Linked DNA regions of Homo sapiens: region 2 is linked to region 1. Evidence: chromatin loops called from intact Hi-C (ENCODE). Cell type or tissue: K562. All regions are shown on one strand. Each heading gives the region's core, and the rest is flanking DNA. Links, peaks and the distances in the headings are about the cores only. Region 1 overlaps DYRK1A (dual specificity tyrosine phosphorylation regulated kinase 1A). Region 2 overlaps KCNJ6-AS1 (KCNJ6 antisense RNA 1).

What was found. Peaks named below come from ENCODE experiments on the same cell type or tissue, not always from the same donor. Only the 100,000 strongest peaks of a DNase experiment are listed, where the experiment ranks them.
Region 2: a loop joins it to region 1, with 2.4 times the contacts of the local background. A loop is called at or near these places in 5 of 110 quality-filtered maps.

Annotation. Positions count from the first base shown.
Region 1 is chr21:37,506,135-37,521,588 of GRCh38, forward strand. DYRK1A (dual specificity tyrosine phosphorylation regulated kinase 1A) reads left to right here. Exons shown (of 12, transcript NM_001347721.2): 11 at 1-89; 12 at 5,777-15,454. The coding sequence ends at 6,397. KCNJ6-AS1 (KCNJ6 antisense RNA 1) reads left to right here and starts at 12,502. Exons shown (of 8, transcript NR_183540.1): 1 at 12,502-12,908. RefSeq lists an enhancer at 1,513-1,702. In K562, for the core only: no CTCF peak of the experiment used is centred there; a DNase peak (open chromatin) is centred at 3,837.
Region 2 is chr21:37,575,328-37,590,781 of GRCh38, forward strand. All of the region lies in intron 1 of KCNJ6-AS1 (KCNJ6 antisense RNA 1), which reads left to right. Among named protein-coding and RNA genes, the nearest start is that of KCNJ6-AS1, 64 kb to the left of the region's middle. RefSeq lists an enhancer at 12,382-13,169. In K562, for the core only: a CTCF peak has its summit at 7,431 (motif pointing left); a DNase peak (open chromatin) is centred at 7,434; H3K27me3 peaks cover 567 bases.

The DNA.
Region 1 (15,454 bases), core at 1,680-6,679:
GGTCGGATCCGACGCACCAGCATCGGCACAGTGGTGGGCACTTCACAGCTGCCGTGCAGGCCATGGACTGCGAGACACACAGTCCCCAGGTGAGCTCGCACGTGGTTCATTTGCTTGTGTCACCTGCCATTCTCAGGTGGAGCAGCACTGGATGCCAGGTGCCTTTAGAATGACCGTATCATTTACCCTAGAGGTTCATGACGTTCCTGTCTAAGGAAATGTAAGTATTTATCATAGAGAAGCACATTCTTGCAGTTTTCCTCCTCCTTGTCTAGAAGTGGCTAACACTTATTGGGGGCATAACAGTTGTTGTTTTGAACAGTTTTTTTCCTGTGTTTATCTCATTTACCAAAGCAGCGTTTTGAGCCTCATGCTTTTTTGATTCCCATTTTACAGTGGAAACTGAGACTTCATGGGCTAAGTAAATTTCCCTGGGTCATGATCTGAATGACTCGACTCTGCTTCCTCCCATGATTTTTTAGCATTTATAGTCCTGGATTCTGAATCAATTTCTGATTTGATTTTAGCCTTTTTGTTGTTGTTTTGTTTGTTTTCTGTTTTTAAACCTGTTGAAGAGGATCTAATTAAGTACTTTTTCAAAATTGGAGTGAAGCAGATGGTGATGGTAAAAATATTTAAATAATCTAATAAAGTTGTAAGTTGGTTCATACCGAGTTTTGCGTGATGGTGTTTGAAGGTGAGAGGCCAGTGTAGTATTTGATGGATGAGTAAACTGCTGTTGATTAAGAGTGCTCTCCATTCTTGTGACTAGGGCAGCTGAATGGTGCTGGAGAAAATCCCACATGCAGCTGTTTGTCAGCACTGTTAATACTCACCAACCTCTGCTGGGCAGTCTTACATGTTTTCCAAGTTGTCCCATCCTCTCCTATTCTCTTTAATAATAGTTTCAAACTTTTCTACTCTTAGAAACCTTTGCCCTCCCCTTCTCTGTTCTTACCCACTCTTTGCTTTGTAAGGAAAAGAGTCTTCAGACAGGAACTCTCTCCACTTTGTAACATTGAATACATGATCCTGCCTATGTGTGCACTGTCCACTTCTCCTCTACCCCTTTTTTGTTAGAAGCAGTGTGTTTCTTTCTGCCTAAGGCCAAGCCCACTCATTGCCCTGATCCCCTCTCTCCTGCCATCATGGGGGCTTTGCCCTTTGGTCTCCCTCAGCTCCGGTGTCTTCACTCTCTCCTCTTTTGGCTTTTTCTGTTGATCAGCATTTCCTCATCCTCAGGCCTCTCCCATCTTAAGCAGCACCTTTGCGTGTCCCCCTTTCTTTCCCTATACTTCTGCTACCTGTGGTCTTTGTCTCTTTACCCTGAAGACCTCTTTGCTTGTTCCACTTAGGTCCTGCCCTCCAACTCTCCTGCCGGTGTCAGCGGTGACCTTTATTCATGGGTCCAGTGGACACCCTAATGCTGTCTTTCTGCATTCTACAACTTCATTTGGCAGTGTTGACTTTTCCCCACTCTTTGAAACACTCACTGCTGGTTTCCTTGGCAGGATGTTCTTCTTTCCCTCCCCCCACCCCTTTTCTTTGCCCTTTCCTTCACTGTCTGTTTCGTTTTTTTTCTTCTACCCAGCACTGAAACCTGGGTGTTCCTCGAGGCATGACCTGTGTCCCTTCCCTACTCCGCTTAATGTTTCCTGGATGATTTCAGCCACACCTGCCAGGGCCTGCAGTCACCATCCTCATGCTAGTTGCTCCTAAGTCTTGACTTCTGACTTAGACTTCACTTCTGAACCCCTGGGGCCTTTCTAATTGTTTACTATAAATGTCACCTTGAAAGTCTCAACAATATGTGCACACACAGCACATAAACTGAAGTCATCATTTTCACTTCCTTCCCAACGCTTCTACTTTTGCCATTCTTTGTAAAAATGGCCCTAAATTTACCCATTTGCTCAAGTTGTAAATTTGGGGGCACTCCTCTCTCCCTCTTTCCCCACACTGAATCAGACAGTAAATTATCTGGATTCACCACATCTTAATACGTTTTTATTCTCCACCTTTCACTTTACCTCATTGTTATGACTTGTCTTATTAGAATGGAGTGTCTCATTCCATTCACCTGTCAGCACCATTCTCTTCCCTGCAGCCAAGTGAGCTTTCACTAAAGTGGTCTGTTCTTGCTATTTTCCCTACTTTTTTTCTCCCCTGCTGAGACGGAGTCTTGCTCTGTCGCCCAGGCTGGGGTGGAATGGAACAATCTCTGCTCATTGCAACTTCCGCCTCCCTGGTTCAAGCGAGTCTCCTGCCTCAGCCTCCTGAGTAGCTGGGATTACAGACGCACATCACCATGCTGGCTAATTTTTGTATTTGTAGTAGAGACGGGGTTTTGCCACGTTGGCCAGGCTGGTCATGAACTCCCGACCTCAGGTTATCTGGCCATCTCGGCCTCCCAAAGTGTGGGGATTACAGGCATGAGCCACTGCACCTGGCCTGTTTTCCTTACTTTAAACCAGTTTTGACTTGCCCTTCTACCTGAAGTGAAATGTAGACTTATTATCAAGGCGTCGGTGCTTTCCAGGATCTGGTCCCCACCGAGGCCATTCTTTCTCCTCTTCACTCACCCTAGTCACACTAATTCATTTTTCACTTTGTGTAATATGCCACATTCTCTCTTACTTTTCTTACATTTCCTGTGCTCTCAGCCTGGAACACTCTTTTCCTCCTCCTTTTGTTTTGGTAACTACTATTTATGCTTCAGGTCTTAAGTATCACTACTCCCAGGGGCTCTCTCTAAATCTTTAGACCATCCGCCTGTCTTGTCTTCTTCCCTTTCTTTCTTCCAGATCTATTCCATACCGCAAACACATACAAGAGTAGCATAAGACACCGCGTTCTTCCCACCTGGATTTCACAGAGGTCAAGATTTTGCTTCAAATCCTTTTTTGTTACTTAATTTTTGAGTGGTTGATATAGTCACATGGTTTTAAAAATAAGTAAATATAAAAGGGAATTCAGCGAAAGGTTTTCCTTCCTTCCATGCCTTCTAGCCCCTCAATTTCTAAACCAGTGTTATTAGTTTATTAGTTTTTTGTATACTTTTTGAGATATTTTATACATATTCAAGCAAATACAAATACATATTCTTCATCCACCCTTTGTACACAAATAGTACCATACCAGGCAAACGCTTTCAGAACATCTTGGTTTTTCTAGTCTTGACATATATTTTGGAGCACTTTCTGTATATCAGTAAATAGAGAGCTTTTTCATTCTTTTATTTATTTGCACAGTATCCCGTTGTTTAGATATTCCATAAGTCTTTTCACCATTCCCCTATTGTTTGTTTATTCATTTTTAAATTTATTTTTAGAGCTAGGGTCTTGCTCTTTAGCCCAGGCTGGAGTGCACTCGTGTCATCACAGCTCACTGCAGCCTTGAGCACCTGGGCTCAAGTGATCCTCCCACCCCAGCCTCCTGAGTAACTAGGCCTATGATTGTGTCCCAGCACACCCTGCAGTGAGGTCTCACTATGTTTCTCAGGCTGGTCTTGAACTCCTGGGCTGAAGTGATCCTCCCACCTCAGCCTTCCAAACTGCTGGGATTACCGATGTGAGCCGTCTTGGCCACCGGTCCCCTATTTATTAATGGACATTTAGTTCATTTCCAACCTTTTTTACTATTTACAAATGGTAGTTTAATAAATAACCCTGTACGGTAGTGTCCCTTCTTATCCACAGTTCCAGTTATTCAGTCAGTCACGGTCCAAAAATATAAAGTGGAAAATTTCAGAAGCAATTCGTAAGTTTTAAATTCTGTTATGAGTAGCACGATGAAATCTCATGCTGTCCCACCCTGGGCATGACTCATCCCTTCGTCTAGCATGTCCACACAGTAGATAAGTTACTTTGCTTTGTAGCCATCTAGATTATCAGATCAAAAAACATAGTATATAGAGGGTTTAGTCCTCTGCAGTTTCAGGCATCCAGTGGGGATCTTGGACTGTATCTCTTGTGGATAAGGAGGCACCACTGTACATGTCTCATTCACACATAGACATTTTATCTGTGATATAAATTCCTGAAAGCAGAATGACTGTTTCAAAGGGTAATGTGATTTATAATTTTGATAACTATTGCCAGATTGCCCCCCATGTGATTTTCTAATCCAGTAACTTGATTAACTTCATATAAAAACCATATAGTATTTTCTGAGAACTCACTGCCAGCTTTTCTACTGATTGTTTTCAGTAGTATCTCTTAAAAGTTTGGTTCTCAGACCACCTTTGTTGAATAAACCCTTAACAATTTGTGCCAGCCACTGGATAGAGACTGAGCCTTTTGCCTTCCTAGAGCTTACAGTGACACAAGTAAATAAAATGAACATGAAGAAAAATGGCAAGTAGCATTAGCTGTTAAAAAGAAAATAAGGATAATTTGGTAGAGAAAGACTGTTTGTTGGATAGGATGTATTAATTAGAATAGGCCAAACTCTGATATAACAGACCCCCAAAATATGGTAGCTTAAAGAGTACCAAGTTTCCTTCATTTTTGTGCAACAGTCCAGAATAGGTGTTCAGGTTAGTGGCTAGGCCGTCTTCCAGGTCCTGATCTCCTACCATCTTGTGGTTCCACCTTGCCCTAGGGCCTACTTGTCTACTGTGTCCAGCAGGCAGAAGGACTTGGGAGGTATTATCTTGTGTGCCAGGCTAGCAGTGACACAAGCTTTCATTCACATTCCATTGACAGCTTAGACATATGGCCATCAGTAAGTACAAGGGAGGCTGGGAAGTGTTGTGTAGCCATGTGCTCAGGAACGAGAAGAATATTGTGCACAACCAGTAGCTTCTGCCACAGTTGTTGAGGCAGCATCAGCCAGAGTGGTCAGGGAAGGCTCTGGAACTGAAGCGATGAAAAAGAGACATCCAAGCAATAAGAAAATCCAAGAAATAACATTTCTAGGCAGAAGGGAGCAGCGTGTTACTAGTACACTGAGGCATTTGAGAGATTTTGACCCAGGGGAGGAATGGAAGGCAGGTCTTCTTTGTTTGGAACTCAGGTAGCCAGGGATAGGATGGGTGGAGAAAGAGGTTAGAGAAGTGGGCATTGGCCAGATGATGCAGATCGTTGTATCCATTTGGGTTTATTTTGTTTTTCTAAGTGCAGTGAGAAGTCATTAAAGGATTTTAAATAGGGAAGTGATTGGATTTGTGTTAAGAAAAGATTGTTCCTGCTACCCTTTGGAGAAGGGCAAGGATGGAAACAAGGAGTTCATTTAAGGGGCTGTTGTGTTAGCGTAGGCAAGAGATGATGGGGATGAAGAGAAGAGGCCAAATTTGGAATCTGTTTCACAGGTAGACTCATAAGTTCTTGCTCATGGGTTGGACAGAGGCATTGTTGAGCAGCTAGGTAGATAGTAGTCCTTTATTGAAAGAAGAAAGATGGAGAGAGGAAGGACATGAGGGAAAAGTAAAGACTTCCTTTTGGACCTGCCCAGAATACTGTCCAGCCCTTTTCAGGAAATATTTGCTGACCCCTGGCATAAACAGGGCTCCCAAGGAAGGACAGTGGCTAGTGAAATAGATGAACCTATTTAAGGATATAACTTCCTAAAAATTGCAGCTTTCATGATGAAATTTTTTGCCCTTGAATGTATTTGGGATTTTGTGTTATAAAACTGTCTTAACACATTAAAAGTTTCAAAAACCGTTTCCCCCTGATTAATATGATGCTAGTTTGTTAGTGTCATGGCTTTTGATGGAAGATTAAAGCTTGGAAACAGTCCTCTGAAAAATCCTTTTAAAAATCTGTTCTTTCAGGTGCGTCAGCAATTTCCTGCTCCTCTTGGTTGGTCAGGCACTGAAGCTCCTACACAGGTCACTGTTGAAACTCATCCTGTTCAAGAAACAACCTTTCATGTAGCCCCTCAACAGAATGCATTGCATCATCACCATGGTAACAGTTCCCATCACCATCACCACCACCACCACCATCACCACCACCATGGACAACAAGCCTTGGGTAACCGGACCAGGCCAAGGGTCTACAATTCTCCAACGAATAGCTCCTCTACCCAAGATTCTATGGAGGTTGGCCACAGTCACCACTCCATGACATCCCTGTCTTCCTCAACGACTTCTTCCTCGACATCTTCCTCCTCTACTGGTAACCAAGGCAATCAGGCCTACCAGAATCGCCCAGTGGCTGCTAATACCTTGGACTTTGGACAGAATGGAGCTATGGACGTTAATTTGACCGTCTACTCCAATCCCCGCCAAGAGACTGGCATAGCTGGACATCCAACATACCAATTTTCTGCTAATACAGGTCCTGCACATTACATGACTGAAGGACATCTGACAATGAGGCAAGGGGCTGATAGAGAAGAGTCCCCCATGACAGGAGTTTGTGTGCAACAGAGTCCTGTAGCTAGCTCGTGACTACATTGAAACTTGAGTTTGTTTCTTGTGTGTTTTTATAGAAGTGGTGTTTTTTTTCCAAAAACAAAGTGCAAAGCTGCTTGAATCAGGAGGAGATTAACACACTGAACCGCTACAAGAGGGCAAAGCTGATTTTTTTTTTAACTTGAAAAGATTGCAAAGGGACATTGAAGTGTTTAAAAGAGCCATGTCCAAACCCATCTTCATGGATAGCTCAGAGGTATCCTCTTTTTGCTCCCCCATTTTAACTTGCCACATCCCAGTCACAGTGGGGTTTTTTTGTCTTTCTATTCAGCAAAAGTTAATATTCAGATGTTGGTCTTGGTCATTTGCCAACTAATTTTAAAGTAAAAGGCACTGCACATAATTTGCATAAAGGGCCCCATGAGGGTGTTTTTTTTTTTTCTTTTTGTCCCCCCCATCCCCCTTTTTTTTTGTTTTGTTCTGTTTTGTTTTGGGTGGGAGGGTGGGAAATTTGGGTTTTTAAGTCCTCTAAACACACTTGGGCACGGAAATGCAGTACTGTAAGGAAGAGGGACCTCCAGCTTCCACAAACACCATCTTCAGCTGTATGAAAGGGACGGTTGTGGTGAAGTTTGTCAGGCACAGTAAGCATGCTGAGTGGCGGGGATCAGAACTCTCCTATCTGAACCTACTGAGGAGCAAAGCAGCAATTACATGGGATCCTGTGGCTCTCCCGTTGCAGAGGCCACAGGAAGATAGGATGGAACGTGACTGGTCTCCTAACCAAGGTGCACTGAGAAGCAATCAACGGGTCGGTCGTGGCCAGTCCTGGGGAGGTCTGAGTGGTGGTCTTTGGGATAACCTTTGGCCTTATGGATTTGGACTCGAAATTAGAAGAGCCTACCATTTCAGATGCAATCACTTTTGGACATGCTTTTGCAGACAGTCCTTAATGCTGAAAACACAGAGAATGGGTAATTCAAGAGGCCTTTCTTTTAAAATAGACTTTTGTGACCCACTAATTGTAAGGTATTGCAAGGTCACTTTGCGTGTGTCATAAAGTTGACTTCCTTATTGGTTGAAGGTCACAGAAGTAGTGGTTTGCTTTGATGGAAATAGCTACAGCTGTGTCCCTTCCTGCTTTTTACTTTTTCTTTTGCTTTTTCTCGGCACGTGGTATCTCCACCATTTCTTCTGCACAAAGATGTCTTCTGTTCATCCTGAACATTTTTAAAAAATGCAGAATTTTATGTGACTGCTTTTTTGCCTCACAATTATGCTGTGAATTTTACAAAAATTTATTTTCTTTTTTGATAATTTATTGTACCAAAGCTGTTTTTATAGCACATAGATGTCTGTAACCAATAATGTAGCAGTTCTGCACTTTGACACAAGGTGTAACTAGACCATTTTTAAATGTCAGTTGAAAATTATGGCTGTACTATTGCTTAAACAAAACTGGAACTGTTGTTGAATCCATAGCCAATACATTTACAGCAATCTGTGTACTGAACATAGTAGATTGACATCTAATTCAAGATTACAACATCTGTTACATTCTAAGTGTGTTCAGGCTTCTGAAGGTAAAGGGACACTGGATCCAGAAGCTATGGAACCAGCAGTTGATTCTTGTATTCCTGATTAACCTACTTGTAAACTTGAAAGCAAGACCTTGATTGCACCAACAGGTCCAGAGTATGAGTGCAAGCAAAGCAGAACTCTCATGCGTGACCTGAGCAGACAGGCTGGTATTTAACAGGTGCCTCGTGTTGAGATTACGCTGCCTTAATGTAACACAGTCTGGCAGTTGCTAAATTTGTGTTCCCATTTTAAATTGACCAATTTTGGGGTGTGACACTTTTGAGCGGTTGAATTGGGAGAATGAAGATAAGTAATTTACCTGTCCAGGATCAAAAGAAGCCTAGAAAAGAAGCAGTAATCTACCTCTGCCGATAACCTGTTTAAGATGACTCAGCAGAACACCGCGTTTCATTCTATTGGTCAATTCCATGTGGCTGACTAGGTCAATTTTTTTTCTGAACAAAAGCAGGTTTTTATATGTAAACAGTGAGAAAAGAAAGGCTAAACACTATGTAAATGTGAATGGAAACTTGGAAATACTCGTTTTTATAAACTACAAAAACTTTTTGTTGTTTATCAGGAAATCCATATTTATTTTGTAATTAACTGTCAAGCCTGTGGATGATTTTTTTGAACTTGGTAGTTCATAAAGGTTTACAGTGAATAAAAGGATATCATCTTGAGTATAGCAATATCAAAAGGAATTCAGTAGTTACTGCTGTTTAGGAATATAAGGTTAAGATATCATATGGGTCAGGTCATTTTTTTTTTCTGTGCTGGTTGCCACATCTTAGCAAGCACCAAAAAACTAAAGCAGTTTTTAAACCGATATTTACGTAAAGAAAATCATAAAATCCAATGCTTCTGCATACTGTGTTATGTTACAGTCCAGTTTTGTGTGCTTTACTACACAGTTTGGTTACAGGACTTCTGTGCATTGTAAACATAAACAGCATGGAAAAGGTTAAATACCTGTGTTCAGATTGTAAGATCTAGTCCGGACTTGCTGTGTATATTGTAACGTTAAATGAAAAAAGAACCCCCCTTTGTATTATAGTCATGCGGTCTTATGTATGATAAACAGTTGAATAATTTGTCCTCAGACTCTTTACTATGCTTTTTTAAAAATTAATTTAAGAAAAATGTAAACATAGTAAAAATCTTCCTATGCAATTAAACTGGTCCAGGTCTGGTAGGTATAGTATCAAAGTTGAGTTAAATGTGTAAAAAGGAAACTATTTGAGATACATTGACATAGGCATCAGCAATCTCTGAAAGTAAAAATTGGAGGTTTAACAGATCATTTTGATTTTTCACATTGATTTTTTTATTTGAATGTTTACATAATTTTGTGATTCAAAATGCTCATATTTTAGTTGGTAGCATTTCGACTGGATGTGAGGGTCTGATGGTTTTCTCTGATATGCTTTGACGTGCTTGGATGAAGGAAGGAATACGAATACTCATTCTTCCTTCCCTAACTCCTCGTACGGGGCCATATCAGAATTCTAGAATTCTTGCCACTGTGATTCAATTGCTAACCTAAAGTCTTCTCTTTTTACAAATTCACCTGCTTCAGTATATATTAAGGTGGCTTTCGAGAGGCAAGATGCTTATTTAAAAGTTAAGCGTGAATCTGTAAAATTAAGGTTGGTTGCGTAAAGTTGAAGTTAACCACATGTAAGAAAGGAAAACTTCCATTAGTTTTCTTCTTAGGGTGTGAGAATTTTACCTAGGCACATGGATATTGGGCTGAAAAAAAAAAACCGACATTTTTATTTAAAACTACATGTAAAAAATCATGAAAGATTCAGTAATTATGTTAGGCTCACAAGTGACCATTGAGTTTGCCCCTGTACTGCTTCCCAGCTTTTGTGGTGTTGAACTTTTCTGTTCTTCCAATAGGGAGATACATAATCAAAATACACACGAAGACGAGATAGCAGGCACTCAGTTCTAGGCCAGTTTCTCAGTTTCCTTTGGGCCTGCCTTTATTTTGATAGTCGCAGAATGCAGGTTCAGATGCGATCCGGTGCATTCTGGGTGGTATCCCCATAGACAGAATACAAGTTCAAGACTCATTTTTATGTCCATTTTTATAGTGGTAGACTGTATGTAATAGACCAGATGGTTCATTCCAAATACATGACTTGGTCTTACTGCTATATATGAAGGAAGTTTGAAAATGTAATGGGGACAAAAGCCGTGCGTGACTTCGGTATACCCAGACTTCATTCAGATTTCTTAAAAATCTGCTAGGGATGTCTGTTGACCAGACGTTGGAAAACCTTTGGTGTCAGGGAGAGTAGAGGAGAAGTTCTGATTTTCATAACCCTGGTTTCTTATCTAGGCCTGTTTCCTTGCGTGAAAACATACATCACCAAGTAATTTGTAGTACAAAGAACAAGAGAAGAAACCCTAAGAAGATAGCTTATTTGTTATCCTCCCTTTTAATGACTAACCTTAATCCAAATGAATCCACTGAGAACCAGCCTGTGGATGCCTACTGGGCTTTCACCCTGGACCAGGAATTTTTGACGTATGCCTGTGTTGAAGGCACTGGATGCTTGTTTTGTGGAAGACATGTTCATTGAGGTAAGTGGCTCATCGCTTGGTGTGTTTGGCTCTCTTTGGCATTATGCATAGCCAAGGTCCCAGATTTTGGCTGCTCTCAGTGGGTGTTCTTGCATCAGAACTTTAAAAAAAATAACACTACCTTAACACTGAGACTGTCAGGTATTTGTCAGTATTTATTTCTAATTTCCTACTTTAAATCTTAGGAGACAAAGTGTTTCTCCAACTGGACGCTGATTTGAAACACAACTAGAATGCTACAGGTCTCTCTTCCAGTATGCAGCTGCTGTACCTGAAAATTTTTCCCCATAATTTCCCATCTTTAGGGTATGTCCCTGTTATCAGGTGTGGAATTAATGTGGGTAAATTTCCATTTCAGTTGAATTTCCTGTCATCCCCAGCAAAACCTGTGAATCCTTCTTCAAAGCATAGAGGAGGCAGAGACAAGTCTTAAACCGGCTTCCCTTCGCTTTTACCAGGTAGCCTGGTTCAGTCCCAGCTGGGTCCTGAAGGAGCACAGTACTAGAGCCTGAGTCATGTTGACTATTAATAAAGTGCATTAAGTTTGGGTCAGGCAAAGTGGTGGCAAAAGTTCATGATGCAGGACAGAGGAAACAAGTGGACAAGACAAGTGGAGCCCAGCTCTGTTCGCATGGGAGGCCGGGCGATGCTGGCATGGGTGTGGTTGGCCGAGTTCTCATAGCTAGAGAAAGGCCGTGTAGGTATAAGTGCTTAATGTTTCATCTGTCTGAAAGACCAGCTATTTGATAATCTTCCCGATTAAATTTCTAAAATTGCTACTTTGGGAATTTTTTTCTTTATTCTTGTAAAGTTTTGCTTCCATTATATACTCATTCATTAGTCAGTGTACTTGCCCCTGAATTCCATATCTGAAACTGCAGTCACGGGAGATTCAGAGCCAAGGGCAAAATAAAGTGGCAGGCACTGGGTGTGTGTGGTAGTTCTGCACTAGGGTGGCCAGGAAGCAGCCAAGCAGGTGTGCCGGGCAGGGAGTTGTTAATGAACACCCAGGCAAGAGGACGGGCCTGAGCCTGAGTGTGGCCAGCAGAAAGTGTTGAGTTGCTTAAAAGAGACCCTGGGAGGATGAATTTGGAATCATCATCCACTCACTGTTGGACAGAAAGACTGCAGAGAAGGGCACTGCTGGGGTGGGGTTTGTTAACTCCCTCTGAAATGAAAGAAAATACCTCTAGTGGCATGAAACGGCTAAGTTTTTTTTAATGTTACTTCTTTAATTTTAGAGACGGTGTCTGGCTTTGTCACGCAAGCTGGAGTTTGGTGGTGTGATTGCAGCTCACTGCAGCCTTAAACAACTGGGCTAGGTGATCCTCCCATCTCAGCCTCCCAAGTAGCTGGGACTACCTGTGCACACCACCATGCCTGGCTGTTTTTAATACGGGGTTTTGCTGAGTTGCTCAGGCGCTCCTCAAACTGCTGGCCTCAAGTGATCCTCCAGCCTGGGCCTCTCAAACATAAATAGGCTGGGCGTGGTGGCTCACGTCTGTAAAGATTTAAAGCGGAAAAGCGGAATGCAGTGAAATAGCATGAGAAAGAGCGTTTTTATGTACATCACAGACAAGCCTTGTTCTGCTGAAGAGGTGATGCCACGAGGTGGGGAGGAGCTCACTTCAGGCACCACTCCCACTTCCATTGCCCGCAAATCCAGGAAAGAAATGACTAATGAACTCTAGTGATCGCAAACTGCTCAATCGGTACTCATCAATTTAAAATGACTGTCCAGCCTTGCTGCACACTAAACTCATCTGTAGAACTTTATAAAACCACGGATGACCATCACACTAGCAGGATTTTAGATTCAGAGTTGGGGTGGGGCCTGGAGCTCTGTTTTCTGAAACTTTGCGGGCCATTCTGAACCTGCAGCCAGGCAGGACTCTGGCAAGAAGAGGCGTGTGGCTAATATGACGGAAGTCTGAATCCAAGGACTTTTTTTTTTTTTTTTTTTGGAGACAGTCTTGCTTTGTCTCCCAGGTTGGTGTGCAGGGGTGTGATCTCGGCTCACTGCAACCTCCATTTCCCAGATTCAAGCGATTCTCGTGCCTCAGCCTTTCAAGTAGCTGGGATTACAGGTGCACACCACCACACCCAGCTAATAGTATTTTTGATAGAGAGGGGGTTTCGCAATGTTGGCCAGGCTGGTCTTGAACTCCCGACTTCAAGCTATCCACCTGCCTCGGCCTCCCAAAGTGCTGGGATTACAGGCGTGAGCTACTTCACCCAGCCCCAAGAACATCTTGAAATGGAGTTTGATTACCAAAGTTTACATAGAGTAATGGATAATTAAAATTTTCAATTTATGGTGCATTACAAAATGTTATAAACAAGCCTCCGGGAAAGGCAGAAATTGCCAGATGTAAGTATATAAAACTTACACAGTTTGTTCCTTTTTGTTGTCTTCCCTTGTGGAGATGGGTCAGTGTAACATCCTATTCATTAATAGCTCTCAGATGTCCCATGAGAATGGCACATGTTATTTCCCAACAGTGGGAATGGAATTAGTTCCTTTATATCTCAGTCTCATCTGGTCTTGTAAGCCGGTGAAGGGTTTCCCAGGGCACCAGCCACCAGCTCTGTATAGTAGTTACAGTTTCCCTCTCTAGAATCCCAAAGAGGTTCAGATCCCACTGCTCCTCTCATTGGCTTCGTGACCCTGGGTACGCTGCTCAACTTGCGCAAGGATTACTGTCCGCTTTGTACAATGGAGATACCTATAGTGTCCACTTAGGAGATGCTGTGCATGCCTCAGTGAGGTAATGTCCGCAGAAAGCACAATGCCTAGTATGTAGAAAGTGTCCGATAAATATAATATGCGGCTAAACAGCGGAGTCCACAGCCTGAATGGAACTTCTTTTTCTACGTAAATACAGCAAACAATGCAGGGAAATGAGGTGGACAGTGTTCTCCGTGGAGGGCTAAACAGCATTGCTTTCCAGCTGACTTTTATTTTTGGAGTCTGGGACTAGGTGTTAACATTCCTTTACTAGTTGGTTTTGCATACCGCACAGTCCCTGCATCTATTTAAGAGTTTTGAGGTTTGTTGTGGGAAGTTTTTTTTTTTTTTTTTTTTTTTGAGGCGGAGTCTCGCTCTGTCGCCCAGGCTGGAGTGCAGTGGCGCGATCTCGGCTCACTGCAAGCTCCGCCTCCTGGGTTCACGCCATTCGCCTGCCTCAGCCTCCAGAGTAGCTGGGACTACTGGCGCCCGCCACCACGCCCGGCTAATTTTTTTTGTGTATTTTTAGTAGAGATGGGGTTTCACCATGTTAGGCAGGATGGTCTCAGTCTCCTGACCTTGTGATCCATCTGCCTTGGCCTCCCAAAGTGCTGGGATTACAGGTGTGAGGGAGTTTTTCGGTAGTTTGCTTTGCCTTGATAAACTATATGATATTTAAATGTTTTATAAGGATGGGTTTTCAGTAGAATTTCTCTGTACAACCTCAGGGAGACTGCCTGGAGGAATAACTGTGGTAAGGGTCTGTTTTTGAACAGGCATGGTCATTAGACCCTTGTGATCACGCATCCAGGGGCCAGTCCCCACCCTTTGCTCCCACTCCAAGGAAAGTCTGTTACATTTTTAGCCTTCAGAGGTTTGATGTAGATAGGAAGAGATGAGGGTGACAGAAATCAGCTCTTAAGTTTATAAATAAAACAGGGATATTATCGGGGAAGCTTTTGAAATGTAATAGGTTGTAACCCACATTTTGAAAGCAGTAAGGAAATAATTGCTGCTTTTTTCTTCTTCTTTATTCTGTTGACTTTGTTGATAATATTAGGTGACTACATCGAGCCTGGGTTCTCTCAGTATTAGCCTGTTATTCCTAAAGTATCATCCTCTCCTTGTATCAAATATAAGGACAAAAATGTCTTAGGATAAAAGTCTGTTTGTTTGCATTAGACTATACATGATTTGCATTACAATGGGCCGTGGATTTGGATGGATGATGAAGCTGAAACAAGGGACCTAATCATGGGATTTAACTGTTCACTTCAGGTAGATAAGATATTTCTGGGAGAAGTAAATTGGATGAGCTTTTGTGCTTCCCAGCAGCTCCAGGTCTTGTCCCTGGCCAGTCTGGGCAGCTCTGCGCTCAGAGGCCTTTGGCACGATGGGTCCTCCCAGCAGGGGCTCCAGCGCTCACCGCTGGGTGAGATCTACAGGGCTCAGTGCGCTTGGAGTCCTGGATTCCTCCAGGACTGCTACTGTATTCCAATTGAGTGGTGGTTTGCTCTTCACAGAGCGCTTACATGGGATTCTTACCTTCTGACTGGAGTGTCACCCTCGCCCAGGAATGTGGGTGCTGGAGAGACGGGCTACCTCTTTCTGTAGGCGGATGTTTCTGAAGGCATCTCCCACTGATTATGTAATGACAGCTACTTAACATCTTCTGTAGTCTTGAAGAATTCAGATGAGGAGCTTGTCCAGGGAGGGCTCCCACGTGCGTATTCACTAATTGTGGTCTTTCTCCCCAGCTCGGTTTTGTTTGCGTATTAGAGTTCTGACCATCTTCACTAGAAGTGGGGGCGGCTAGCAGTGACTAGATGCAAGAAGCAAAACGGTAAATTTCCTTTTACTGGCAAAATTAAAACAGTGAACTTGAAATATCTCCCCTACTCCCTGCAGAGACACTCTGAATCAAAGAAAACAATCAGTACTAACCCTGGAAACAATTTAAAAATGAACAAAAAGTCCTACCCTGAAGAAGAAGAATGTCTTACCAGCAAACGGTCTTGGGACAGCTGGTGTGAGAACTATATAAGAGAAATCAACAAATATTAATTGAACACCAGTCATGTGCAAAGCACTTAGCTAGGTCTTAGGGATGAGGACAAAAAGCATGTCACATTTTGTTGTTATAAGTGGGAAAGATAAGTAATTACAAGTAAGCCCAGTGTTTTTAAAAG
Region 2 (15,454 bases), core at 4,900-9,899, 72 kb after region 1:
ACCTTTCCACTCTCCAGGCCACCTCCTTTTGGTGTCTTGGTCACGTAGCTGCTTTCATCAGCCCCTGAGGAAATGTGGGGTCCATCCAGAAGAACATGGAAGATGTCTGTAGATGCCACCCCAGGCTTCACCCAGTGCTTTCACTGGGAAGAAAGAACACAGGGTGGGAGTTTGTCGCCAGCTCTTGCATTTCCCACCCGCATCTCTCAGGGCCTTTCTTTCCTTGTGTGAGGATAACAGTGGTGCCTACCTCTGAGGTTTCTGGAAGGATTACATTTGACGAAATATGATCAAGCCCCTAGCAAAGTGTAAGGCACAGAGTCCGCCCTCTGTAGAGCCTCGTTGTCACCACGGCTGACACGGGTGTCCTCTGGTCTCCTAGGATCAGGCCAGGTTTCCTTATCTCCGCAAGAAGTCTTCTGGTGCATGGGCCCAGCTGTCAAAACAGATGGTTTTGCTGTTTCCTTCATTCATGCAAACTATTAAAAATAAATCCAGGAGTGACTGCATGGAGGCGTGGCAGCTCTGCGGTTCTGCCAGGGGCTGGGTGTCCCCAGCTGTCCCCGCCTCATGACATCTCCTCCCCGCCCCCTCTGTTACCCTTTGATCCCCGTCTACACAGCACAACTCACATTTTCTCTATTATTTTATACCATTCCCGTTAGTTTTAATCCTGTGGTCCTAGATTTGTATTTACATTTTTTTCTGATTATTGGACACCATTTTGTCCAAAGCCCTGCCCTCTGGCTTTCATGAGTAACAGTGAAACCAGATCGAAAAACTTGAGAAAATTGAAAAATTCTTTCCTTTGAACCACACTTTTAGGGAAAAAAGGCAAAGCATAAGAATAAAAAAAAGCTAATAAAAATTAAGAGACATTGTTAATTTATTTGAAGACCTTTGAGGGCCTGTCTTCACACCACCTCCACCTCACTATCACCAGGAACTGTGACTGATGTCATTGAAACATGGCCAGGACTTTGTATGCAGGTGTATTTAGGTTTGTGGGGTCCAAAACATATGATTCTGGGGGCCCACTTTAATAATAGGAAATTATGAATATGAAGTTAGGTATAAAAGTGACTATCTATTTAGAAGAGACACCAATCACCATCAATTATAAATTTAATAACACACACATAAAAGGATCCAGAAAAGTAACCTAGTATTTTATTTATATTAACTAACTATATTTTTTTTGGGGGGTGGGGGATACCTATTCTTTGCTCTCCTCTTCATTTGATGAAATTTTTAAAATTTTCTAAAAAAGAGAATGGATTGGTAATCTGGTCTTTCCCCTGGCATCTGGAATCAATATTTATTTATTATCAACAGGTGAGACATTATTTATTTATTTATTTTAGCCTCACAGCTCATTATTGGTAATGATGTCATGCAAAGTTTTAGAATTGTTGTTAAAATTGGGAAGACCTCTATCAAGTTTCTTTCACACATGGGCTTTAAGTGTTCAAGGCATTTCATGTTTTCTTGACTATGCTTAAGTAGTCTTTGAACCAACATTTCCTCATTATCCAGATGGTCAAGATTGCCTATATTATGAGTTTTTCATTATCAGTGTCAGTATTCAGTGCCACAAAAGCAAAAAATTGGAATCTTATTTCACTGTGTTCCTATGATTCACTTTTTTTTTTTTTTTTTTCAGACAGGGTCTTGTGCTGTTGCCCAGGCTGCAGTACAGTGGTATGAACATGGCTCACTGTGGCTTCAACTACCCAGGCTCAAGCAATCCTCCCACCTCAGCCTCCCATGTAGCTGGGACTACAGGTGCGCACCACCACACCCAGCTACTTTTTTGATTTTTTTTGTAGAGACAGGGGTCTCACTATGTTGCCCAGGCTGGTCTCAAACTCCTGGGCTCAGCAATCCTCCTGCCTTGGCCTCCTAAAGTGCTGGGATTATGGGAGTGAGCCACTGCACCTAGCCCACTTCTTATTATTAATTGGATATCAAATCATTCAAGAAACTATTTATTATTTCTATTAGAAATTTATCTTCCTATTAATGATTTACTGCTTTTGGTGTAAACTTTTTTGTTATTGAAGTTCCTTTTTTAATATAGAAATAATTTCTGTTGTTTCATTATTCATCATTATAGCTTTTAAAATATTCTATTTTTTTCTTTTAACCCTTTAACAAATTTTAAATTGTCAAAAAGTTACTTTTTATGCATGTCTACATAAAGAGTCTGTAATTTCTCCCATGTTTTATCGAAACATTCCAAAACATCTTTTCAAATCACAGTTAAATTAACATATTCAAGCTTCGTCAACATTTTGAGTAAATTTTTTTTGGCATTCCTGTTGTGTTTGGGTTTCTCTCTCCCTCTGTCATGCAGGCTGGAGTGCAGTGGTGCAATCATACTTTACTGCAGCTTTGAAATCTTGGGCTCAAGTGATTGCCTTTCCTCAGCCTCCTGAGCAGGTGAGACCACAGGCATGTACCACTCTACCTGGCTATATATATATTTTTTTTTGGTAGAGATAGGTGCTGTTATGTTGCCCAGGCTGGTCTTGAACTCTTGGCTTCAAGTGGTCTTCTACCTTGGCCCCCAAAAATGTTGAGATCATAGGCACCCGTCACCACACCTGGCCCTCTCTTGAATCTGTAATAACATATACTAGAATCCTCATAATACTATTATAACCATGTTTCAAAGGTTGGAGAGGTTTATAAGGACATCTCTGTAATTAGACCCATCAAAGAAAAATCCAGTTGATATGTGTGCTTAAAATACTCCATCAATGAACCTGAACTGCCCCCCCTGCCACATATAACTATTGCAGAATATCAGGGTAGTTAAAACTTTAGGTCCTGTGTAGGCAGATACTTTTCCTATGAGTCAAAGAAATGAGATGTTCAATGCCCATATATTGTGATATTTGTGTCACCAAGCTGGGTGAATTGGAAGAGTGTGTAGGAAGAGTATTCCTAGAGGTCATTTCTACACTAGACTAGCTGGTGATAAGTTCATGTGGAAGTAATTGTGAAGCACATACATTTATCCTGTTAAACCCAAACTAAACTTAATCCCACCCCTGAGCCAGAACACAAAAATCACGGCAGCCACTCCAGTTCCACCAGTCATGAGGGGAAGTGTGATAGAGGGAAACTGAAGTAGGTGGAGACAGTGGTCTAATTCTTGAATCTGTGTATTGATGTCATTCATCAGTTTTGGGAAAAAATTTCAGCTAGCATCACTGCAAATATTTATTCTGACCTATTTTGTCTCTCTTCTTCTCTGGGACTTCAATTACATGTGTATTAGACCATTTGGTATTACCTTACATTTCTCTCACCCTCTGCTTTTTAAAAAATACTTTTTTCTTTCTATGCTTCAATTTAGAGAATTTCTACTGAGAATTTCAAGTTTACCAAAGCTTTATTTTGTTCATTCTGCTATTAAGCCCGCCCACTGAATTCTCTACGTTGGTATTGTGTTTTTTAGTTCTACAATTTCCATTTGGTTCTTTTTTGGGGTTTTGATTTCTTTGCTAAAATTCTTTATATTTTCACCCATTTTGCCCATATTTCCCTCTAAAAATGTCACCATATGTATTAATTAGTTTAAAATCTTTAGTTGCTAATGCCAACTCTGGGTCATCTGTGGGCCTGTTTCTACTGACTGCTTTTTCTTTTGATTATGGGTCATACTTCCCAGTTTATATGCATGGCTTGTAGTTTTTGTTTTTTTTTTTTTTGAGGGAGTCTCACTGTCACCAGGCTGGAGTAAAGTGGTGCAATCTCAGCTCACTGCAACCTCTGCCTGCCAGGTTCAAGTGATTCTCCTGCCTCAGCCTCCCGAGTAGCTGGGACTATAGGCACAGCCCACAATGCCCAGCTAATTTTTGTGTTTTTAGTGGAGACAGGGTTTCACCGTGATGGCCAGGATGGTCTTGATCTCTTGACCTTGTGATCCCCCTGCCTTGGCCTTCCAAAGTGCTGAGATTACAGGCGTGAGCCACCATGCCCAGCTGGCTTGTAGTTTTTTTATTGAATGCTGCAGTTTATGTATACCATAGCAGTGGAGACTGAAAGAAGGTACTAATTTTTCTAGGAAGTGCTTGCCCTTTTGTGTGTCAGGTATCTTGGATTAGGATCTGATCTCTTCAATCTAATAATTAGTTGAGCTGAATTAGAGTTGAGGTTGCCACTCCAGTTGATTTAGTTCACCTCTGGTTTCAAATATCTTGAGTGTGAGATCACCCTCTCTCCAGGAAGGCTATGAAATCTAAGCACCATGACACCACAACATTTCTCTCTGCTTTTCTGTGTCATCTCCTGACTTCTTGGACACCATTTATTCAATAAATTTCTATGAGAGAGAGTTGGAAGACGGACAGAGATGTCCAATGCTGTATTTGGGATTCCTCCAGGTTCAAGTCTAACACTAGCTGTAAAATTTCCAGTTAGTTTCTCCTTATTCCCCCAAATTTTATTTGCCTGTAGCAGACTTGATTTTCTGTCCATCTACAACCCCATGCTTGACAACTTACCACAGGAATGGAAGGGACCAGTTTTCTCACCTGACATGGGCTCATCCATCTCTGGAATTTAGTTTATTTGGATTTCGAATCTATAGGTTTTAAATAGTTTTAAAGAAAAAGACAATTTAATAGCTTACCAGTGCTTTATCCTTGCTCTGCTGGAGTGGTGGTCTTTTGTGATTTTTTACATCCTAACCAGAAGTTGAAACACTTAATATCTTTTTAATTTTGTAAAATCTCCTTTTTTTTCATTTTTGCATTTTACATTTCTTTTAAGGCATTATTTGTTTTGTTTATTGGCTCTGATGTCCCTTCTAATTTAGTTTTTATTTCTGAAAAATTTCCTTTATACTTCTAATTCTGTTTTGTGTTCTGTCATCTTCATCTGTCTTTCAAATCTTATATTTCTAAATGTTTCTAATTATGATTTAAATGATACTTTAAGATACTTTAATGACACCTATCATTTTCCTAGTTCTTTTTACCTCATTTCAAATATTAGGTTACATTTTCATCTTCATTGAATGTGTACCTCTCTGTTGTATTTTCATTGTCTGTAGGGCCAATATTATTGTTGTTATTAATATGTTATTATTCTGCTTTCTCTTATCATAACTTTATATTAGATTTGGCTATCATCCATTTTATTGCTTTTTTTAAAGTGAAACAAGTTTTTCTTTGTTCATAGGATGAGGCATAGGTCAAGACAGGTTTTCAAACTTCATGGGTCTACATTCCCTCTTCTGTTGTTTTTCCAAAATGATTTCAAAAATACTGCCTGTGTTTTCTGAGATCTGACATTCTGATCCCCATTCTGCATTTTCTTCTAAGTCATTTCTCTTATCTGGGCATTTTGTTTGCTAGCTTTGAAGACTTATAGACTGCTTCACTGTGGTCAGAATAGTATTGTGGTCTCCTTTACCCACTCAGGAACTGAACCCGGTAGAGTCATCTCCCAACCTGCCACTCTCGGATTGGAGCTCTGTGCTTTCAGTGAACACAGGTCAGCAGTGTTGTTTTTTCCTGTCCTCTGGACTGTTGGAATCCCAGTTGACTTCCCCAACTTGCCAGTTGTTTCCCTTTACACAGATCCTCATACCACGTGGGTCCTGCAGCTGTTGGTGGTTTGTGCCACACACTCTTACTGTGAGATTCTTTGGGATTCCTGGTCATTGATTTTGTTGTAGAAGTACAAAGTCTTTGATTTTGATATGCTAGTTATTCAGTCTGTTTTTATAAGGAAATTTGAGGAGATTAAATTATTAAACCCTATAATCTCCCCAGAATCCTTGTCATAATTATGTTCAAAAGACTATAAAAGAAAAAAATAGTTTACTAATTATCCACCTCTGGTGCCAGTCAACTGAGATATTTCTGGAAAGGATGGTTCTCTCTCAGTTTGATGGCTAGACAAGGTCATACACACCATCTATGGCTGTTTGCAAAGACCCCCCAAAAGCCTGATCTGGTTCCTTGACACCTTGAATTTTCTCTGTCAAGGGCTGAACTGTGTCCCCCAAAAGTCATCTGTTGAAGTCCTAACCCCCAGTACCTCAGAATGTGACTGGATTTGGAGATAGGACTTTTAAGGAGGTGACTGAGGTTAAATGAGGTCACAGGAATGGGTTCTAATTTAAACTGACTGGCATCTTTGTAAGGAGAGGAGGTTAGGACACAAACAGACACAAAAGGAAGACCCTGTGTAGACTCAGGAGAAGACGCCATCTGCAAGCCAAGGAGAAGGGCTTCAGACTGAAATGAAATGAAACCCCCACTACAGACACCTTGATCTTGGACTTCCAGCCTCCAGAACTGTGAGAAAATAAATGTCTGGGCCGGGTGCAGTGGCTCATGCCTGTAATCCCAGCACATTGGGAGGCTGAGGTGGGCAGATCACAAGGTCAAGAGATCAAGGCCATCCTGGCTAACATGGTGAAACCCAGTCTCTACTAAAAATACAAAAATTAGCTGGGCATGGTGGCGGGCACCTGTAGTCCCAGCTACTAGGGAGGCTGAGGCAGGAGAATGGCGTGAACCCGGGAGGTGGAGCTTGCAGTGAGCTGAGATCGTGCCACTGCACTCCAGCCTGGGTGACAGAGCGAGACTCCGAGACTCCGTCTCAAAAAAAAACAAAAAACAAAAACAAAAAACACATTTTGTGGAAAGAACAAGAAAGAATAAGGTAGAGTGATTTTTATTTTATTTTTTCTGTTATTTTGGCACAGGCACGACAAAGACCAGGAAGTGATTGGTCTTTTATCTGTTTTCTTATCTGTTTCTATTATGGCTGTACCTGAAAGTGTTTAAATTATACCAAATATTTTCTTGCTCTCTCTCTCTGTGTCTCTCTGAGTTTTACTCCAAAGGTTTTCTGGAGAGGGCACGCGGTGGAAACCAGACTTTGTTGGCGGAAAGAGATGGTTCAAACCTTTTGTCTGCTGCTTGCTCACTGGACGTTGGGCGAGGCATCTTACATGTTTGAGCCACTGCTTCCTCATTTGTAACTGGGAAATGATGCCCTCTCAACGGATAGACATGAGCGTTATATGAGATAAAGCTGTAATTTGCTTCCTGGCCCATAACAGACCCCAAATAAATGCTATTTTCCATTTCTTCTCTTCCTTCTCCCAACCCATAGTTAGCCAGAAAAAAACCAGTTATGAACCAAAGAAAATTCCAGTTCACTGAATCCCTGTTTACATTTATGTAAATTAGAAGCATAAATGTAAATTACATTTATGTGCACTGCACTCCCAAATCAGTGTCCTCAGCAGGAGTTCAAAGAGGTGCTGCTCCCAGACTCAGGAAGTGCACCACTAGGCCGGTCCATGGACAGTCTTCTGAGCATGGGCCCCTCTCAGAAACAGAGGCTGTTTCAAGAATTCTATAGACATTGCATTTATTGGGCAACTGGCAAGCTGATGTCCCACCTAGTGGTCAGTGGGAGGTAGCCCATTTCAAGAAGAGATGAGAAGACCTTTCATAATATCTTCTGCTGGGCAGAGCCTGAAGAACTGTGTCAGCTCACCCCATTCTCTCCATTTACAGAGGCCTGGGCACGTACAGCACAAGCGTGAGGCATGACAGGTGCAGCGTGCAACGTCCTCTGGCAATGAGGGTGGGGCTGGTGAGAGTCACTCTCCTGGAGAGAGAGAGAAAGTCCTGAGATTAAGAGGCATACCTTTGAATGGTTTCCCTAAAATATAAAATATTTCAAATACACAGAAAAGTTTATAACACACAACACATTCCCCACCCAACTCTCTTGAGTGCTAACATTTTGTCACACTTGCTTTCTGTTTTATTAAGAAGCAAAACAATACATATGCCGTCAAATCTCCTAAAATACCCTTCCACGACCCTTTCTCTTCCCTGTCTTTCACCCAGTGGTAACCATCAGCTCCAATTTTGTGTGTACCTTTAATGGCATTCAAAAATTCCACTAACATCCCATGTGTGAATCCATTTTTTACATGTTTTCAAAATTTATTTTATTGATGACATGCTGTATGTATTTTTTCTATTATGAATAATGCAATGAACTTTCTTGTGCCATTTTCCCTATGGAACTTCTGCAAAAGTTTCTCTATTATTTTTTTACATGTGGAACTGCTGGATCAAAGAGCAAATGTTTTCTTTCCAGAGGTATTGTACCAAATTACCCTTCAAATCTCCAGAGGTAAGAAGACCTCATGCTCTATATTTGCACTTATGTTGAGATTGTTAGTCTTCTTAATATTTTCCATTTGATGGTTATGAAATGACATTTCATACTGTTTTGATTCATAGTTTCTTATTTAGTAGCTATATTGAACATCTTTTTATGTTTCTTGGCCTTGTATTTTTTTTCTCTTCTGAATGGTCTGTTGATATCTTTTGCCTTTTATTTTTAGTTTTCAGACAGGGTCTCGTTCTGTCATTCAGGCTGGAGTGCAGTGGCGGGATCACAGCTCACTGTAAACTTTGTCTCCCAGGTTCAAGCAATCCTGCCTCCTCAGCCTCCTGAGTAGCTGGGACTACAGGTGCACGCCACCATGGCTGGCTAATTTTTGTGTTTTTTGTAGAGACAGAGTTTTGCCATGTTGCCCAGGCTGGTCCCGAATTCCTGAGCTCAAGTGATCCTCCCACTGTGGGCCTCCCAAAGTGCCAGGCATGAGCCACTGTGCCTGGCCCCTTTTATTTTTTAGTTGGACTTTTTTCCTTACTGATTCTCAGGGTTGCCTTATATATTCCTAATAGGAATCCCCATTTTCGGTTATATGCTTTGCAAATATCTTCTCCCATCTGTATCTTATCTTTTTTATAAGTAAAAAGTTTAAAATAGAGTTATATACATTCATAAAAATGCACAAATCATAAATGTAGAGCTCAATGAATTGTTACACCCATGTAACCATCCAGATCCAAGAATTGGAATACAACTTGCCCTACTTCCTGACCATTCTAGCACCTGCCACACTCCCAAGATAAGCACCGTGCAGATTTCTGAGTAACTTTGTGTTGTTTTGAACTTTATATGATGAAGTCGCACACCATATACTCTTTGGTTTTTGTTTTTTTTCACTTGATTATAAAGTTGCAAGATTCGCTTATAATGTTGCGTGCAGCAGTCATTGTTTATTTCCCATTTCTATTTAGTATTTCAATGTATGTATCTACCTACTTTCATATGAATCCATTTGAGTGTTAAAAATGTTTGGGTAGGATGGACGTGGTGGCTTATGCCTGTAATCCCAGCACTTTGGAAGGCCAAGGCAGGCAGATCACTAGAGGTCAGAAGTTCGAGACCAGCCTGGCCAATATGGTGAAACCCCATCTCTACTAAAAATACAAAAATTAGCTGGGCATAGTGGCACATGCCTGTACTCCCAGCACTTTGGGAGGCTGAGGCAGGAGAATCGCTTGAACCCAGGAATCGGAGGTTGCAGTGAGCCGAGATGGTGCCATCACATTCCAGTCTGGGCATCGCAGCGAGACTCTGTCTCAACAACAAACAACAGCAGCAGCAACAACAACAACAACAAGTGTCTGGGTAATTTCCATGTTTGAACAATTATGAATAAAGCTGCTGTGAACATTCTGGTACATGCCTTTTGGTGCGCACAGAGCGAAAGTGCGAGGTCATAGGGCCCACGCGTCCAGCGTTTGTAAAGTCTGCCTGTAATGATGCTGCGAGTGCTGAAGACCCTTCCATTTTCGACCTGTCAGGATGTTAGCTGCTGCTGGGAGCTGCCTGGCCAAATGCTATCCTCTTAGCCCAGTGACAGTCCTGATTTAATGACTAGGAGATGTGGGGATAAAACAGCCCAGCCCCACAGGTTAATGCTGGACGTCTCTGAAGGACCATCCCAGCTTCAGAACTTCCTGAAGGATCACCTGAAGTCTCCATTTCAAAGTTGAACAGAAGCAGTCAGGACAAATACAATTTTCCCTTCTTACCAGTGTAAGGGGGAAAGCAACCTTGTATTTCTGGAATCAACTCCATTGGTCATGATGTATTTTTTATATTTCCCTTGTTATTATTGGTAGTATTTTAAAAAAGATGTTTGGACCTAACTGCATGAGGGATATTGGACTATCATTTTCTTCTCTTATCTTCTCTTGCCATAAAATGAGTAGGGAAGAGTTTCCTCCTACTATATTTCTGAAAGAGATTGGTATTTTTATTTCTATTTGATAGACTTTACTGGTGGAACCATCTGGGATGAGTAATTTCTTTGTGAGAAAATTTTAAAATTACAAAATTCAATTTCTCACTATATATATATATGTAGATGCGATTTCTCCTAGGTTTATAATTTGTGTCTCACAAGGAATTTGTTCATTTCATCTAAATTGTCACATGTATTGGCATAAAGTTGTTTATAATATAACTTTATTAATTTTTTACTATTTGTAGGTACTATAGTAATGAGCCCTCTTTATTCCTGATATTGATAATCTGTGTGTTGTCTCTTCAGTTTTTTTTTTTCTTAATCAGTCTATTTAGAAGTTTATCAATCAACCAGCTTTTGATTTCCTGTAAGTTTTCCTATTATTTGTCCACTTCCAATTTCACTGATTTCAGCTCTTTACTGTTTCCTTCATTCTTTTGATTTTGATATTATATTACTCCTCTTTTTTCTTCTAATTTCTTTAGGTTGATACTTAGATAACTGATGTTAGACTTTTCCTGTTTTTCAATAAAGAATACATTTCTGACTACATGGCAGCATCCCACATATTTTGATATTATATTTTCATTCACTCGCATTGAAATATTTCTAATTTCCTTTGTGATCTCTTCTTTGACCGATGAATTACTTAGAAATGTACTACTTAATTTCCAAACATTTGTGGATTTTCTAGATATCTCTTTTAGTGGCTTGTATTTTAACTTCATTGTAGTTAGGGTACATACTTGGTATGATATAAATCCTTTAAAATTTATTGAAACTGTTTCTGACACTGGATATGGTCTATAGTGAATGTTCCGTGTACACTTTTTACAAGATCTCTCTTAAATAAAATGCAAAGCTATAAAATTTCTAGAAGAAAATTTGCATAACCTTAGGTCTATTGATGAGATTTTACATATACAACACTAAATGCATGATCCATTTAAAAAGTTTATAAGTTATTTACAAGATCTCTCTTAATTTATATAAATATACATTGAAATCAGTACTGCCTGCATCACTGACTTTTATTTTTTATTTTTATTTGTAATTTTTTTTTTTTTTTGAGGCTGGAGTCATTGGCACGGTCTCTGCTCACTGCAACCTCTGCCTCCTGGGTTCAAGTGATTCTCCTGCCTCAGCCTCCTGAGTAGCTGGGACTACAGGCATGTGCCACCACGCCCGGCTAATTTTTGTATTTTTAGTAGAGATGAGGTTTCACCATATTGGCCAGGCTGTTCTCGAACTCCTGACCTCGTGATCCTCCTGCCTCAGCCTCCCAAAGTGCTGGGATTAGAGGCGTGAGTCACCGCACCTGGCCGTATTTTTTATTTTTAATTTGTTATTATTTGGGTGAATTTAAGGGGTACAAGTGCAATTTTGTTACATGATTATATTGAGTAGTGGTGAAGTCTGGGATGTTAGTGTATCCGTCATCAGAATAATGTACATTGTGCCCATTAAATCATTTCTCCTCATCCACCTCCCTCCCACCCTCCACCCTTCATAGTCGCCAGTGTCCAGTAATCCACAGTCTCTGTCCATGTGTACACATCCTTTAGCTCCCATTGATAAGTGAGAACGTGTGGTATTTGTCTCTTTCTAAATCTCCACGGGTTTAACATAACCTAAAGCATCTGTTGGTAAACTCAGCGTTTCAGGTGTGAAAACTCTGAAGTAGAGGCACCATCCAGCGAGATGAAGCAGTCAACTCTGACCCTACCCTAATGTGTGACTTAAGAGTCCTGAGCACCTGAGCACCTTACTCTGAAGATGACTGTCCCCAAGGGCATGCTGTGTCCTAGCCCAGTGTCAGTAACAGAGCTCCTTCTGCCTCATGCCTTACCCTCTTCTCCCTCTGCTCAAGAACCAGTTGTTTGGCTGTGAAAGTGGCACCACGTAGGGAAGGGAGTCACACACCCAGCCCTGAATCCTGAACCGGCTGGGCACAGGTGTGCTGTGAGAGTCTCGGAGCCTCCCACAGGGATCATCTTGCCTGCCTTGCAGGTTGGGTATGGACGATACATCACTTATGTGTGGTGCCAGCCACAGAGTGAGCAATGAACACATTCATTCATTTATTCCACAAATATTTATTAAGCAACTGCTTTACACCAACAACACCGTCCAGGCACTTGGGATAGGGTAGTGATTAAAATATAAAAAGGCCTGCCCACGTGGGGCTTAGACTCTAAAAAGCAGCAAAGAAAATGTAAACAAATAAACATATTTCAGGTCAGGAGTTGGCTGGGGCTGCTGGAACAAACTGCCACAGGCCGGGTGGTTTGAACAACTGAAATCTCTTACTGATCTTCCTAGAGGCCGGAAGTCCAAGGTTGAGGTGTCCCTGGGGTTGGTTCCTGCTGGGGCTGTGAGGGGAAATCTGCCCAGGCCTCACCTCAGCTGTAGATGACCGGGCTGGTCCTGCCCAGGTCCAGCCTGGAAGGAGAATATCTCCTTGGTCTAAGAACCATTTGCCTTGTGTGGGAAGAGATTGATAGGTGGAAGTTTCAGCGGGGGAGTAGGTGGGAGTGACTGATGTGAAGGAGAAAAACTAGCCATGAGGGACAGAAGTTGGAATGCTAGCTGTTTGTCTAGCCACCTTATCAGCATAAGCATTGCCTAGAGCAATGGGATCTGATGCCTTTTGATGCCCCTTGCAGTGAATGACTCCAGCTTCCTTTGGAAGTAAAGCGGCTTTGAGAAGTGTTTTTATTGAAGAGGGATTAATGATAGAGGATCCTTGTGTAGTGAGGAAACCTCTTGTATGGTGGTGCAGGATATGGATGGCATATTTAGAGTCAGTATAAATATTGACGTGTAGTCCCTTTGCAAGAGTGAGGACTTGACTTAAGGCAATGAGTTCGGCTTGCTGAGAGGTAGTGGATGGGGGCAGAGCGATAGCCTCAATGATAGGTGTGGAAGATACTATAGCATAGCCTGCCTTTGCTGGTGAGTGGCGATTAGGCCTAGTGGAACTGCCATCAATAAACCAAGTGTGATCAGGGTGAGGAACAGGAAAGAAGGAAATATGGGGAAATGGGGTGAATGTCAGGTGGATCAGAGAGATACAGTCATGGGGATCAGGTGTGGTATCAGGAGTAATGTGGGAGGCTGGATTGAAGGCCGGGCTAGGAACAATGGTAATTGTGGGAGACTCAACAAAGAGTGAGTACAGCTGAAGGAGCCGGGGAGCAGAAAGTATATGTGTCAGGTGTGAGGAAGAAAATAGATTTTGGAAGTTATGAGAACTGTAGAGAGTGAGTTGAGCATAGTTTGTGATTTTAAGGGCCTCTAAAAGTATTAGGGCAGTGGCGGCCGCCGCACGCAGACTTGAGGGCTAGGCAAAATAGTAAGGTCAAGTTGTTTGGACAGAAAGGCTACAGGGTGCGGTCCCAGCTCTTGTGTAAGAATTCTGACCACACTAACCATGCCTAGGAAGGAAAGGAGTTGTTGTTTTGTAGGTGCTGGGGTTTGAGAGATCAGTAGGACATGATCAGCAGGGAGAGCACGTGTGTTTTTATGAGAATTATGCCGAGATAGGTAACAGATGAGGATGAAATTTGGGCTTGACTGAAGTAATGGGGGCTATCTGTGAAGGCTTGTGGCAGTACAGCCCAGGTAATTTGCTGAACCTGATGGGTGTTAGGGTCAGTCTAAGTGAAAGCAAAGAAAGGCTAGGATGAAGGGTGCAAAGGGATAGTAATGAAAGCATGTTTGAGATCCAGAACAGAATAATGGGTTGTGGAGGGAGGTATTGAGGATAGGAGAGTATATGGGTTTGGCACCATGGGGTGGATAGGCAAAACAACTTGGTCAATAAGGCGCAGATCCTGAACTAACCTGTAAGGCTTGTCTGGTTCTAGGACAGGTAAAATGGGGGAATTGTAAGGAGAGTTTATAGGCTTTAAAAGGCCATGCTGTTGGGAGGCCGAGGCGGGCGGATCACAAGGTCAGGAGATCGAGACCATCCCGGCTAAAACGGTGAAACCCCGTCTCTACTAAAAATACAAAAAATTAGCCGGGCGTAGTGGCGGGCGCCTGTAGTCCCAGCTACTTGGGAGGCTGAGGCAGGAGAATGGCGTGAACCCGGGAGGCGGAGCTTGCAGTGAGCCGAGATCCCGCCACTGCAGTCCAGCCTGGGCGACAGAGCGAGACTCCGTCTCAAAAAAAAAAAAAAAAAAAAAAAAAAAAAGGCCATGCTGTAACAGGTGAGTGATAACAGGCTTTAATCCTTTTAAAGCGTGCTGTGGGATGGGATGTTGGCATTGAGCAGGGTAAGGGTGATTAGGTTTTAATGAGATGGTAAGGGGTGCATGATCGGTCGCCAAGGAGGGAGTAGAGGTATCCTATACTTGTGGGTTAAGGTCGGGGGAAACAAGAGGAGGACGCAAAGGAGGCTTTGGATTGGGAAGAAGGGTGGCAATGAGATGTGGCTACAGTCCAGGAATAGTCAGGGAAGCAGATAATTTAGTTAGTGTCTCGGCCTAATAAGGGAACTGGGCAGGTGGGGATAATTAAAAATAAGTGCTTAAAACAGTATCGTCTAAGTTGGCGCCAGAGTTGGGGAGTTTTAAGAGGTTTAGAAGCCTGGCCGTCAATACCCACAACAGTTATGGAGGCAAGGGAAACAGGCCTTTGAAAAGGAGGTAATGTGGAGTGGGTAGTCTCCGTATTGACTAAGAAGGGGATGGACTTTCCCTCCACCGTGAGAGTTACTCGAAGCTCGGCATCCGTGATGGTCTAGGGGGCTTCTGAGGCGATTGGGCAGTGTCAGTCTTCAGCTGCTAAGCCGAGAAGATCTGGGAAGGAGTCAGTCAGAGAGCCTTGGGCCAGAGTTCCAGGGGCTCTGGGAGTGGCTGTCAGGTGAGTTGAACAGTCCGATTTTCAGTGGGGTCCCGCACAGATGGGATGCGGCTTAGGAGGAATCCTGGGCTGCAGGCATTCCTTGGCCTGGTGGCCAGATTTCTGGCACTTGTAGCATGCTCCCGGGGGAGGAGGTTCTGGAGGAACCCCTGGCAGCTGCGCTTCAGGCGTTTGGAAGTTCTTGTGTCCTGGAGATGTGGCTGGGGTTTGTCTCACAGTGGAGGCAAGGAATTGCAACTCAGAAATATGTTGCTACTTGGCTGCTTCTACTCTATTATTGTACACCTTGAAGGTGAGGTTAATTAAGTCCTGTTGTGGGGTTTGAGGGCTGGAATTTAATTTTTGGAGCTTTATTTAAAGTCGGGAGCGGATTGGGTAATAAAATGTATATTGAGAATAAGACGGCCTTTTGACCTTTCAGGGTCT